Regions from separate parts of the Homo sapiens genome. Here regions 1 and 3 are each linked to region 2. Evidence: chromatin contacts called from ENCODE Hi-C data. All regions are on one chromosome and are shown on one strand. The core of a region is the stretch at or near the end of the contact, and the rest is flanking DNA. Distances in the headings are between cores, read along the strand shown.

Evidence for each region. A loop is a pair of places that touch in the nucleus more often than their neighbours do. Pooled maps may share reads with other maps.
Region 1: a loop to region 2 is called in a map of CD8-positive, alpha-beta T cell, with 18 times the contacts of the local background. The contact joins the promoter of QSOX1 here to the promoter of ARPC5 in region 2. A Hi-C loop is called at or near these places in 2 of 168 maps with a recorded cell type or tissue (CD8-positive, alpha-beta T cell and transverse colon) and 10 of 50 pooled maps.
Region 3: a loop to region 2 is called in a map of CD4-positive, alpha-beta memory T cell, with 10 times the contacts of the local background. The contact joins the promoter of FAM20B here to the promoter of ARPC5 in region 2. A Hi-C loop is called at or near these places in 2 of 168 maps with a recorded cell type or tissue (CD4-positive, alpha-beta memory T cell and naive thymus-derived CD4-positive, alpha-beta T cell) and 8 of 50 pooled maps.

The regions. Positions count from the first base shown.
Region 1 is chr1:180,152,517-180,156,268 of GRCh38, forward strand. It overlaps QSOX1 (quiescin sulfhydryl oxidase 1), which reads left to right and starts at 2,353. Exons shown (of 12, transcript NM_002826.5): 1 at 2,353-2,656. The coding sequence starts at 2,392. It overlaps LOC105371636 (a long non-coding RNA gene), which reads right to left and starts at 2,322. Exons shown (of 2, transcript XR_001738314.3): 1 at 1,483-2,322; 2 at 92-673. RefSeq lists a silencer at 2,028-2,347 and an enhancer at 2,528-2,627.
Region 2 is chr1:183,633,487-183,637,604 of GRCh38, forward strand. ARPC5 (actin related protein 2/3 complex subunit 5) reads right to left here and starts at 2,297. Exons shown (of 4, transcript NM_005717.4): 1 at 2,031-2,297. The coding sequence starts at 2,173. It also overlaps a transcript of RGL1 not described here. RefSeq lists enhancers at 1,493-1,993, 1,991-2,270 and silencers at 1,581-1,799, 1,751-1,810, 1,891-1,940, 2,421-2,580.
Region 3 is chr1:179,023,357-179,027,202 of GRCh38, forward strand. It overlaps FAM20B (FAM20B glycosaminoglycan xylosylkinase), which reads left to right and starts at 2,538. Exons shown (of 8, transcript NM_014864.4): 1 at 2,538-2,742. RefSeq lists silencers at 2,355-2,544, 2,585-3,324.

The sequences.
Region 1 (3,752 bases), core at 1,103-3,602, 3.5 Mb before region 2:
TTTCTCAAGCACTCAGCATGTTCAGTAGACATTTGTCTCCTTAATTTCTAGGCCCATGGGAAAGATAACTACAACACTGTTTAACAACAGAGACATTTGAAGGTACAAAACTTTACTGGAACCTGATCCAGCCGCTGCAGTACTTCCAACCCATAGAATCCAGCGTTACTAGAGGACCGTCCATTCTGGTTCCAGAGGCTGCTAGGAGCGAGAAAAGTTGGAGAGCAGAAGCTGTACAGGGACTGAGTCCCGGGGAGGAGTACCCAGCAACTGGAATTGGCTGCGTCATGGGGAGGAGAGTTAGCAAGGTACTAACACTCCAATTGGCTAACACATAATTTCTCTATGCAGCTTAAGACTTCAGGCAGACAGATATGAACACATGAAGGGAGTAAAAACTCCAACCTCTGGACCACTTCCTGGAGTGCTCCTAACCCAGACTCCCACAGGGCTTCCTCCCATACTTCATTTAGGTCTTTGGCTCAAATGTTACCTCTTTAGAACTGCCTCAAGACTGGGGCAAGAGGAGCCCCAGTCTAGGGCTCTGAGCACCTGATTCTCTTCCGTCCATGTTCCTTTCCATAGGGCAAGAAATCCCACGGGCCAACGGGATGTACTCACTCAGAGCTCTTGCCCCTCTCCTTTTTAGAGCATACTGTGAGTTCCTGGGACCCTAGAAAATAGTGCCGCAATAGCAACAGGTCACCAGCTACAGGCTGCCTCAGCCTTTTCCCAAGGTCTATCCTCCTGAGGAGCAAGGGGTGGTCAAGGGGAGGCTATTTGCAGGTGTGGACAAAACTCTGATGTGCAGATGTCGTTGTTATAGGTGTGGGCAAAAGGCCATTTGAAGTATGGGACAGAGCTGGGGTGCCAAGAGAAGAAGGAAGGCTGAGGGCCAAGGACATGTTCCCCCTCCAAAGCACTACATTCGAGGGCGTATCTCAGAAGGGTCCAAGAATCCTAAACTTAAATGTGGCCTTCCAGATTATGATGAAGGTATACATGTCAAGATAAAAGGATAGGAATTTTACATCACCGTTTAATTTGTAGTTTTAAAATATGTAGACATGATATGTGGGCCTCCATTTGTACTACTGACTCAGTTCTTGCAAATATTAAGGGTAGACCTGTCCCTGATCTTCGTGTGTAAAATAGCACCTCCTCTGCCACTCTATTCTTACCCCAGTCTACATTTCTTCATAACATCGGTCACCATCTGATCTACATTTACTTATGTATCATCTCTTTACCCCCACTGGAATGTAAGTTCCACGTCCCTAGAGTCTATATTTTGTTTACTGCCTTATCCTTATACCTAAACAAGTGCCTGGCATGACACCACTCAGTAAAACTTGAATAAATGAATAACAAATCTAGGCTCAAAGCTCTTACAGGTGAAAGGGGCTAACCTGGCAGTCACAAAGGAAAAATATCACTGTGACAACCGTCTGAGGAGCACCTTCTCCCCTTAAAATAACTCACTCAAAACAGTGGAGCTGCAAAGGTGACCAGAGAAAATCCATTAACACCTTAGTGCCCATGACACCAGGTGAGTTGATCGGGCTACTTGCGAGAGGGACATGTGAGTGAGCGTGGAGAGCTCTGAGTAGGCTGAAGAGCTGGATGTGGGGGATCTGGGCTGCTGGGAACCCCGAATGTTGGAATCGCCCTGACAACCTTATGAGGGTGGTCAGATATGGGTCCTGAGGAAACTGATTCCACGGCAACTGCCCGCCAACCCAGCACACCCCACAGTGAAGAGGGGCTTCTGATCCATGAGTAGGGCCCCTCAAATGATGTTCCCCTTTAGATGGTCATGGTCATCAGCAGGGGTGGGTGCATCGATCCTGTGGGGTCTTGGTGGTCGCAGACCAAGCGTCCCTCTTCTCACATCTAATTCACAACGTCTCATCGCTCCGCGGGAGCCCAGGAACTGCCCTACAACAGCCGAAATCCGGGTCGTCTATTCCAACGGACTCCTCTTCCGTTGGATACGGGGGCCGTGAGAGGCCAAACAACCTCCGCGAGGCTACCCCCGCAGCGACCGCTCGGCGGGCGCTCCATTCCTTTACCGGACTGTACACCTCGCCTCCTGGGGCCTGAGGCGGGAACCCGGGTCGCGCTGCTCCGAGGCCTCGGCGGACCGCGAAAGGATGGCTCACCACCCGGCCAGGGCCAGCCCCTGCAACAAGCTCAGCCCCGCCCGCTCCCGCGCCCAGGAGCGGCCGGCGGGGCGGGGTGGCTGGGCCGGCCTCGGGGGCGGGGGCTCGGGGGCGGGGGCTCAGGGGCGGGGCCACGTGGCTCCTCCTTGCGGGCGGAGGCAGGCGGTGCCGCGGCGCCGGGACCCGACTCATCCGGTGCTTGCGTGTGGTGGTGAGCGCAGCGCCGAGGATGAGGAGGTGCAACAGCGGCTCCGGGCCGCCGCCGTCGCTGCTGCTGCTGCTGCTGTGGCTGCTCGCGGTTCCCGGCGCTAACGCGGCCCCGCGGTCGGCGCTCTATTCGCCTTCCGACCCGCTGACGCTGCTGCAGGCGGACACGGTGCGCGGCGCGGTGCTGGGCTCCCGCAGCGCCTGGGCCGTGGAGTTCTTCGCCTCCTGGTGCGGCCACTGCATCGCCTTCGCCCCGACGTGGAAGGCGCTGGCCGAAGACGTCAAAGGTGAGAAGCGGGGGCGGCCCGCTCCCCCGTGCCCCGCCGCCCGGACCCCTCCACCTGCCCGGTGGGCAGCCTCCTACTCCGGGAGCGCGTCCCTCTTCCAGTCACCTCCGCCCACCTCTTCCTCTCCGCGCATCCCACGCCCACCACCTTCATGTTTCTCAGCTCCATTTTTGCCTCCCGCTCCCTTGCCTTTTCCTCTTGGCCCTCATCCCGAGCTTCTTTCCCTCTCCGCGGCCTGGGCCCCCAGACCTGCCCTGCTCGCCCGGTTCGTCCCCCGCCAGGTTACTGCCTCCTTCCCTGCGAGAGGTCTCCTTTGTTCCTTCCTCCGCATGGTCCGCTGACACCTTACCGTTTCCTGGGCCAGCCTTGTGGCAGTCCTCTTCCTCTCGTCCAGGGACCCATGTCATCTTCCTGCCAGGTTCCCTAGCTGCTGTGGGTCAGTGCTGGGGAGAAAAGGGAACGGACATCCATTTTGCCTCCCTGCCACCTTTCTCCACTCCCTCGACTGGTTGACCAGGTGGTACATAGACTTCCTTTCTCATTTTTGTCTTTGATGTGGGTATGTCCACCTGGCAGTTTTCCTATCTCTGTTCCGGGCCTCTCCTGACCTGCCGCCTCCAGCTCCTTAGCTTCTGGGCCACATCCTTCTCTCTCTTCCCCCGCTCAGACCCTTATATTTTAAACCCATGCACCCAGAGGCCTTTGGTGCGTGTTTGGCTCTTGCTCCATGTTCCCAATCCCTGGTTGGGGCACCAAAACTATATTTCCTGAATTCCAAGACACCATCAACTGTGAGACACACTGTTCATTTTATGACAGCCCAAGGGGTAGAAGGATAGGAAAAAACCACTACATGTATAAAGATTTGAAGGTGAACTCTATTACAGAAATGCTAAAATTTTGAAACACTTAAGACTTAGAGTCGAGGAAATATGGTAATAATAGTAATTAATATTTACGGAGCACCTATCATTTCAGGCACCTTACTAAGTACTCGGCATACATTGTCTCATAGTTTCCTTTCCACAATTTAAAGATTCCTGTGGTGTCACACATCCACCTAATCCAGGTAGTGGGTATTTGGCGGGCAGGAGTG
Region 2 (4,118 bases), core at 1,047-3,546:
AGAATTATTAGTCCCCCAAATGAAATAACCTATTATCAACCAAAATATGTCTTTTCCTGTGATTCTAATTGAAAAAATAAAGACCAAACTTTTGCTAGAACCATATTCTGTATTATCTGAAATGCTGGTAGAACATGCTGGCAGATTAGCAATCTGAATGATACACATTAGCAATCTCTCAATATTGATGAAAAGAGGCATCACAGAAGATGTAATAATTCATATGTCCCTTAGGTGGCAGCTTAATTTTTTGCTTTAGATATTTTCTCTCATATTTCACAAAGGTTATTCAAACTGTGTTAGACCATACCTATTAAATTCAGGCTCTCTTTGAAAGCACTAGTGAGTTAGCAAGCATGAGAAACAGAAGGCCAATCAGACTGTCAGAATGTACAAACATTCCCCTAAAAGGAAAACCACAGAGTTCACTTGTTCCTCCAACTCTAGTACCCCACCACTAGGGCTGTCTTTCCTGGCTGTATGTAACGGTAAGAAGAGACAGTATCTTTATATTTTAAGATGAACTGATCAAAAAGCAGATCCACTGATATGGATACAGCAGTACCATTTAAAAGTCACCACAAATTACCTAAAATACACTGGGGTTTCATAAAACACCATCTATCCATCACAAATAATGTTTTTAGGAAGCATGTTCACCATTTATTTTCTAAAGAAAAAGTTCTTACACAAAATCTCTGGTTGACAAGCTGTTATTTTCAAGGCTGCAGGGATTTCTAGAGAAGCATGCCTGATGTAGATTAGCTCATTTTTTATAACTCCAAGCACTTAAGTATTTAAATAATGCAAAAGAGCAACAGCTAATTAATTGTGAAAGTTGTGGCAAAGCACTATCTATATATTGATAAATGTCTAATGCTCTATTTAGGTGCCTTTAAAAAAGGATATTGTTGCCATTAAATATTTTCACTCTCATATTTCCCCACTATAACAGGACATTGTTGAGAGTCTTCCTTATGAATACACCCAAGAATTAGAAATGCATACAAATTCAGTGTCTGAGATTTTCTAAAACTACAGCTTCGGTTTTTTTGCAACATTTACATTTTTCTAAAAAAGATGTAATGCAAATGCGAAGCCAAAGTTATGAATATTCAAATATGCAAAAACAGAAACCGGGAACTGACTGCCATATTTTAACTAAAATGGAAACAATTTTAGGATTACAAAAATGATTCTGCTTTATACGAATGACTCATCTTCTATCTTATTCATTGGGGTTTATTTTAAATATTTCCAAGGATTCTCCACACGCATTCCCCGTTGTTTTTTCTATTGTCCTTTTCTTAGCAGGTAAAAGGCTCCAAGCTTCCTTCTAGGAGTTTTGTATTTTTTGTATTCATTCCCCTCCCCCAGTTAACAAATTCTGTACAATGTATATTTTGCCAAATCCCCTTCTTCTTCTTCTTTTTTTTTTTTTTTTAAAAAGGCCAATGGGCTGAAAGCACAGGGACCCTCAATTTTCGAACAGTCCCATCTCCCCCCGCCCCCCGGTAAGGAATAAACTACCTTAACGCTACCAATAACAAAAACACAACAAAAAACAAAACCACTAAGGAAAGATGCAGGTTCCCCACAATCAGAAATTTCTGGAGCTAATGTGACCCCAGGAAATCAGAGTTCTAGGAAGAAAAACTAAGGCGCTCGGCACCAGCCTTCCCCACCAGCCGGGGCCGCCTTCCCCAGCGCCGCGAGGGCGCGGCCGGCGGGACCAGTTCCCGAGGCAGGCAGGCACTCGGGTGCAACCTGAGGAATCTGGGGGCGTGGAAGGCGCGCGGGGGAGGGCAGGCTTCCAAGAGTGGGACCCTCGCGTCTCCTGCCGACTGGGTAGGAAACGGGGGCTTCCCCCTTGCCCTCTCAGAGCGGGCGATCCCAAAGAGACAGGTTAAGCCGCAGGTTGAGAGGGCAGCTCCGCGCCGGTGCCCCGCGGATCCTGCAGGCTCCCGGGTCCCAGGAGAAGGGCGGGCTGGGCTGGGCTGGGGTGGGGAGGGCGGTGAATGCAAGGATATTGCCGCAGGCAGGAGTCCACCTCGCCCTCGTCGGGCCCGGCCTGGCCGTCGCCCCCATCTTCTTCGTCCACGAACTTGTTCTCGTCATATTCATCCACGTCCACCTTCCGGAAGCGGGCCGACGACACTGTGTTCTTCGACATCCCAATCCCGACCAGCGGCAAAGGCCTCTTCTTGGCGCTGCCTCTACCTCAGCAAGCCCAGCCCAGCAACCCACTACCCGGCGCCTGATTCACTTCCCTCTTCCGCTCTGAGGCGTCGCCGACTGCCGCGGCTCGGACCGTTCTGGGCCTGCGCGCTAGCCCCGTTTCTTCCTCCTCAGGTTCGCGCTCCCTTGGCGCCTCCCACGCTGCCCCTGCTCTTCCACGGAGAGCGCGCGCGAGGGAAGGAGCGCGCAGGACACAGCGCGCAGGCGCGGGCTCTCCGCAGGCAAGGGGCGGGGCTGGGCGAAGGAGGCGGGGGCGAGAGGGAGGGCCAAAAGCTGGACCGCGGGCAGAGGTAAGAAGCGATTGGTCGTCCGATTGCGTCACGTGATTCTCGGTGGGGGGGTTCCCATAGAAACGCTTTTCTGCGGTCCAGTCTAGGGGGTCTCAGATTGGCGGGGATGGGCAGCAGCGGCAGGTGGCCTTGGCTTTTGCTGCAGCCGTCAACGACCTATCATCGGGGTCCTGCGTAAGGTCCGGCTGGCTGGGACTTGGCTGTGGGTGGGATGGACTGGCTGCCGGACCGAGTGCCCTGCAGTTGGTAGGAGTATGAGGCAGAGTGATGCACACCCGGGCGCCCAGCATCGTTCTAATTGCCGGAGACATTGCCTCAGACTGTGCGCTGCTAGAGGCTGCGTTCCTGAGCAGGAAGCCCGTTTCCTGGGATTGGAACTACCCTTCTTGGCCAGCGGGAAGTCCCCAAGGACGGAGTCGAAAGGTCAAATCTTATCTGTCAGTGCTGTGTGACAGCATCGCAACGGGATCTGCAGAACCTGAACTCGGTATCAAATCTATTGGGAGGGAGGGGAACGTGTCCGGGCAGGCGCTGGGGTCGGGTGGCAAAACTGGGGTGAATTTGTAGAATTTGGGAAAGGGTCATTGACATCTTAAAATAGGTGGTCGTTTGGAGCAAGAATGCTCGAAAGGGGTGAGGGTAGGTTAGGCTCTCTAGTGCTGGGGGAAAACAAAATGTGGAAGGATTGGTGGAAACCAGACCTTTAAGATTTATATTATGATTTGAGATTTATATGATTCCATCTAGGCCAGATTTAAAAAAATATTTGACATCCCCATTTCTGGAATGTAGGAGATAAAGGCACTAAGACGAAGGAAATGGTAGTTGTGCTGTGTGTATTACACTGAAGAACAAATATTTGCAGGATAAAATTAATTTGGACATTTGGCTGGACACTGCTCGGTATGGGTCCAGTTTAGTTGGACCTCGAGCAGAAGACTGGCTGTTGCCCTGTTGTGTACCACAATCTTTGGTTTCCAGTGCTGTGTTGAAAAGAGCACTAGGCTTAGAATCAGAAAACTCAGGCTTAAGTGTTGACTCTTCCACTCATAATGTTTGAACGAGACATGTCACTTAAAATTCTGTCTCAGATTCCTCATCACTGAAATGGAGCTAATAATGTGCACTTTACAAGATTGTTCTTAGGATTATATATCACGAAAGTGTTTCCAAGCTCTAAAATTCTACATAAATGTAAAATGCATGTTGCTTGTACCATTGGTTTTGGGACTAGTCTTATAAATTTCTTAATGATATATGGTGTTTTATCTCCTTCCTAGAAGAGATGGAAAGATTCTGAAGGGCAGAAACAGTTTTTCTTTTGTATCTTCCTTCCATATGACAAAAAGCTAAGCATGCAGAAGGGACTCGATACATGCTTGATGAATGAATGAAATGTGAAAGACCGTACAGTTTGAGAATCATACTGAGAATAATAAATCAGAAGAGGGAGAGAGATCTCAAAATTAAATATTTGTTGGATATATACATGTAAATACATATGTCCAGTCTTCTTTAAGTTCAAAAAAATACATATATAATGTGTGTATATTTATCTATGCAGTATATTATATATAAATAGAGAGTGGG
Region 3 (3,846 bases), core at 1,288-3,787, 4.6 Mb before region 2:
TAAAAATCCTTGCAGTTTGGGAACAAGGAAGAAGGGCAAAGAGGAGATTAGACAACGACATGTAGAACCATACATCGTATGAGTGGTAAAAGGAGCATCACAAGAGTCTTGACAAAGTGCTCAGACCTCCTTAATTGGGGTTCCTGCCAGCTTCTCAAGAATGGGAACCAGGCTTTCTTCATCTCTGCATGGTCTGGTAGCTCAGTGCCTGGCACTTGGTAGACATTCATTAAATGAATGAATGTATGCATCAGTGAATGAATGAATAAACAAACAAATGAACAATTCTCCTGTCACGCAGGATCTGCTGAAGATGGCGGCTGTAAGTTCACAGAGCACTGCCTAACTTTGGTTCATATTGTTCCTCTCTTCTCCTACCTGTATTTTGCTCACCTCAATACCAGCCCACACTGTTTTCCTGGACTGTGATTCTTTCAGTGATCACAGAGTCTGTGCTGCATAATTTAAGTGTCCCTATTCCTTGCAGCTGCTTCCTGTGTGCTAGTCATGTAAACGCCCTTCTTAAATGATTGCATCCCTCACAATACTTAGAATATATTGACTGTTGATTGGTTGGAAAATAATCCCGTACAGGCGGAGGGGGCAGAAACTGACATCATGGAGTGTCAGGCACGGTGCTGGTGCTATGCATACACTCAACAAGGGCCTGGGTAATGCAACATGGAGAAGGGAAAACTGGGGGGCAGAACAATTTTGTCGTCTGAAAGCCTTTCACAGAGAGGCCCTGAACCCATAGCTCTCCTTCTCTGAGGACAGAAAAGGAGGAAGTGTGTCTGTCCTGCAGTATGTGGGATGGATAGATGGATGCGAAATTAAGCACTGAAGTGGGTTGCTTGGAGAGGCAATGACTGCCCCCTGCCCTCACCTGAAAATCCTTAAAGACAGAAGGGATCATCCGCCCAGGAAGCTGAGGCTGCAGGATAAGCTGGCCTTTTCCTGAACAGTGACAGTTGGAGCGTTCACCCTCACTGTCCTTGTCAGAGTTACAGGCAAGAAAGGAGAATCCTTTTGGATAAAGTGTCTTAAAGGAACTGTTGATTTACCCTTTTGCTTTATGGTCTCCTGATGTAGTGAGCAAGGTTCAGGGAGATTAGCTAACTGCAGGCAGACTGATCTTCCTGTGCAGAGAAATAAGGTAGATTCTCATTATCTTCCAGCTCATTTTCCCAAGAATTATGTATTCTCCGGCCAGAAAACGACCTCCAAACCTCCAAACCTTTTCAACTACACGCAGCAAAAAGCTAATACAATGCCTTCTGCATTTGACTGTACGTCTCCTGCAGTGATTAATGCTGCCTCCCTAACTACATTGTCCGGAGCAAGTGTCAAGCCCAATTATTTCTCTAGGATCTCCTGATAGTAAATGCTCAGCAAATATACAGACGAATAACACCTAATCATACACAATAATCTTAGAGTACTTTCCCCATACATTTCCTAACTTAATCCTTACAACAACCCTGTGAAGTTATTAACTCCCATTTTCCAGTTAAGGAAACTGATGCTCAGCAAAGTTAACTGGCACATCCAGTATCATACAGCCAGTAAGAAAGAATTCTGTTCAGTACGCCTTACTGATTAAATGAACTATGTGGCCTGAAGAAAAAGTGTCAGCTCAGTCTTTCCCCATCACGCATCTTATTCCATGGAGTAACCTGCATTATATTTCAGGGTCAGGCACACTAAGTTTGCGCTTTAGTATATGGTGAATAAATGGATGGACACAGTGGCGGCTCTGTATAAGTCAGCTGAAAGCAAACAAAGGGAAGGCAGAATCTTTCATTCACACGATTTATCCGCGCCCACTGGGTGCACTACGGTCGGGCATTGGCGACCCAGGAGCGACTGACCTGCCCTCATGGGGCTTACGGTCCTTAGCAAAAAACAGATGTAAAACAACTAATATTACAGTAAATGAATCATAATTTTGTGAGATGCTCCTGAAAGTATGTAGCAGGACGCTCCGCTCTGGTCCGAATGAAGAGCCATTTGCACTCAGTGTGGAAAGGCTAGCCTTTTTCTGGGCAAAAGAAGCGGGGGATACATTTAGATAGGCAGAAGTTCCGAGCAGAAGTCAAGGCAAATTAAAAAGGCAACAGGAGGAGGGAAAATGCTTCTCACAAACAGAACTCGACCTAGGGGACCGCAACTCTCCAGTCCTGCTGCTTGGCTGCCTACCTACCTAAGAAAAGCAGGAAAGAAAAAGAGAAGACGGGGTGGGGGATGGAGGACAAATACAGAAAAAGAAAAAAGAGCGAAGGAAGTGAGAAGTGAGAGGCCAGTTTATGTAAGCGGGCAGGGCGGCGCGGCCGGCAGGAGACCGGCGCCGGCGCCGAGGGAGTTAAGCGGACGGGCCCGGTATGGAAGAGGTTAAGGGGGGCAGTCCGGAGCGGGTCCGGTAGGGGCCGCCTACTGGGCGGGGGCGGGGCCGCGCCGAGCGAGCGCTGGGATTGGCCGTCGGGCAGGCGCTACGCTAGGACGGTACCAACAGCCGGGGGCCTCGGAGGCGGGGGGGTGGGTGTGGGACTGCCGCTCTGCGCGGCGAGAGGTGGCCTGGGAATGGCCGGGCCGGGGGTGGGCCGGAGCCGCTGTGGCGGCGGCGGCGGCTGGGGGCGGTGAGCGCGGCGTGGGGCTGCCCCTCCCCGGAGGCGGCGGGGGCGGCCGGGGCCGCGCCGCACCGCACCGCGCGGGCGGCCATGGAGCGAGCCTAGGGCCCGACAGGTGAGTGGCGCGGGGGCGGGGGAGGGCGCGCGACCCCCGCCCCCGGCGCGGCGGGCGGGAAAATGCGGACCGGCACGCGGGCGGGGCACGGTACGTAGCGCGCGCCGGGCTGGGGCCGCCTGGGGGCGGGGCGCCTCCCTGAGGGGCCGGGCACCGGGTGCCCTGAGCCGTCCCCGAGTGGCTGCGGGCGGGTCCCGGGCGAGGGCCCGAGGCTTCCTGGGAGACCCGCTCGGGCCGCGTGTCCCTGTGTGCGGTCGCGGCTGAAGGGACGCGGCCTCGGCCGCCACGTCCCTGGCCCACCTGAGGCGCGGGCCCACCTGGGGCCGCCTCAGGCTGCCAGAGGTCCTTCTAGTGACCGTCTCTCGTCCCCTTGCGCGGTCCCCAGAGGCGATTGGCCCCGGTGCCTCTCTTGTGTTCCCCGGAGCGCCCGTTGAGGCAGCCCAGGGAGCGCGCCCTCGCGGGGTCTTTGCTGGGCCCGCCTCGTGGCCGGGAAGCGCGAGTGACCTGCAGGCCGGAGGCGGAAGGCGGGGCAACCGTGCCCGGGGCCCGCGGTCTCCTGGGGTCCTGCGCCGGGCGCTCGCAGAAGGGCACAACTTAACGAATGCTGTGTTAGCCCTCAGTGGGCTGCGCTTGAGATTTCATTTCCGGGTGTGACGGCCCCGCGATTAAGAGCGGACCGATACGTTTCCCTTAATGATGAATGTGAATAGTTGTCGAGCTGCGTCCTTGATTGTGGGTTCTGATAAGAGATTCATTCTAATCTGACTTCTGTTAACCTGCCAGTCTCCGGATAAGAAGAGAAGGGGTAGAAGGATGGATTGGAGGGAAAGTAGGGGTAACAGGGCTTGGTTAGTCTTAATGGAATTATTAGTCCTTTTAAAGACCATACCATCATTGGGATGGATAAGGAGTTTCTAATTTGGGAAAATGAGAGTTGCTTGCTATTGCGACTTGGGTCTAGTGCCAGATATCAGCATCTTCCCCACCCAGCCAGCTTCCCTCTGGAGGTTTGATTTCTCACTTGGAAGGGAAGTAGGAATGTGGGGTTTTTTTTAGCCTTTAGCCTTTAAACTGTAGGACTTTATAAATCTATAATCTGGTACA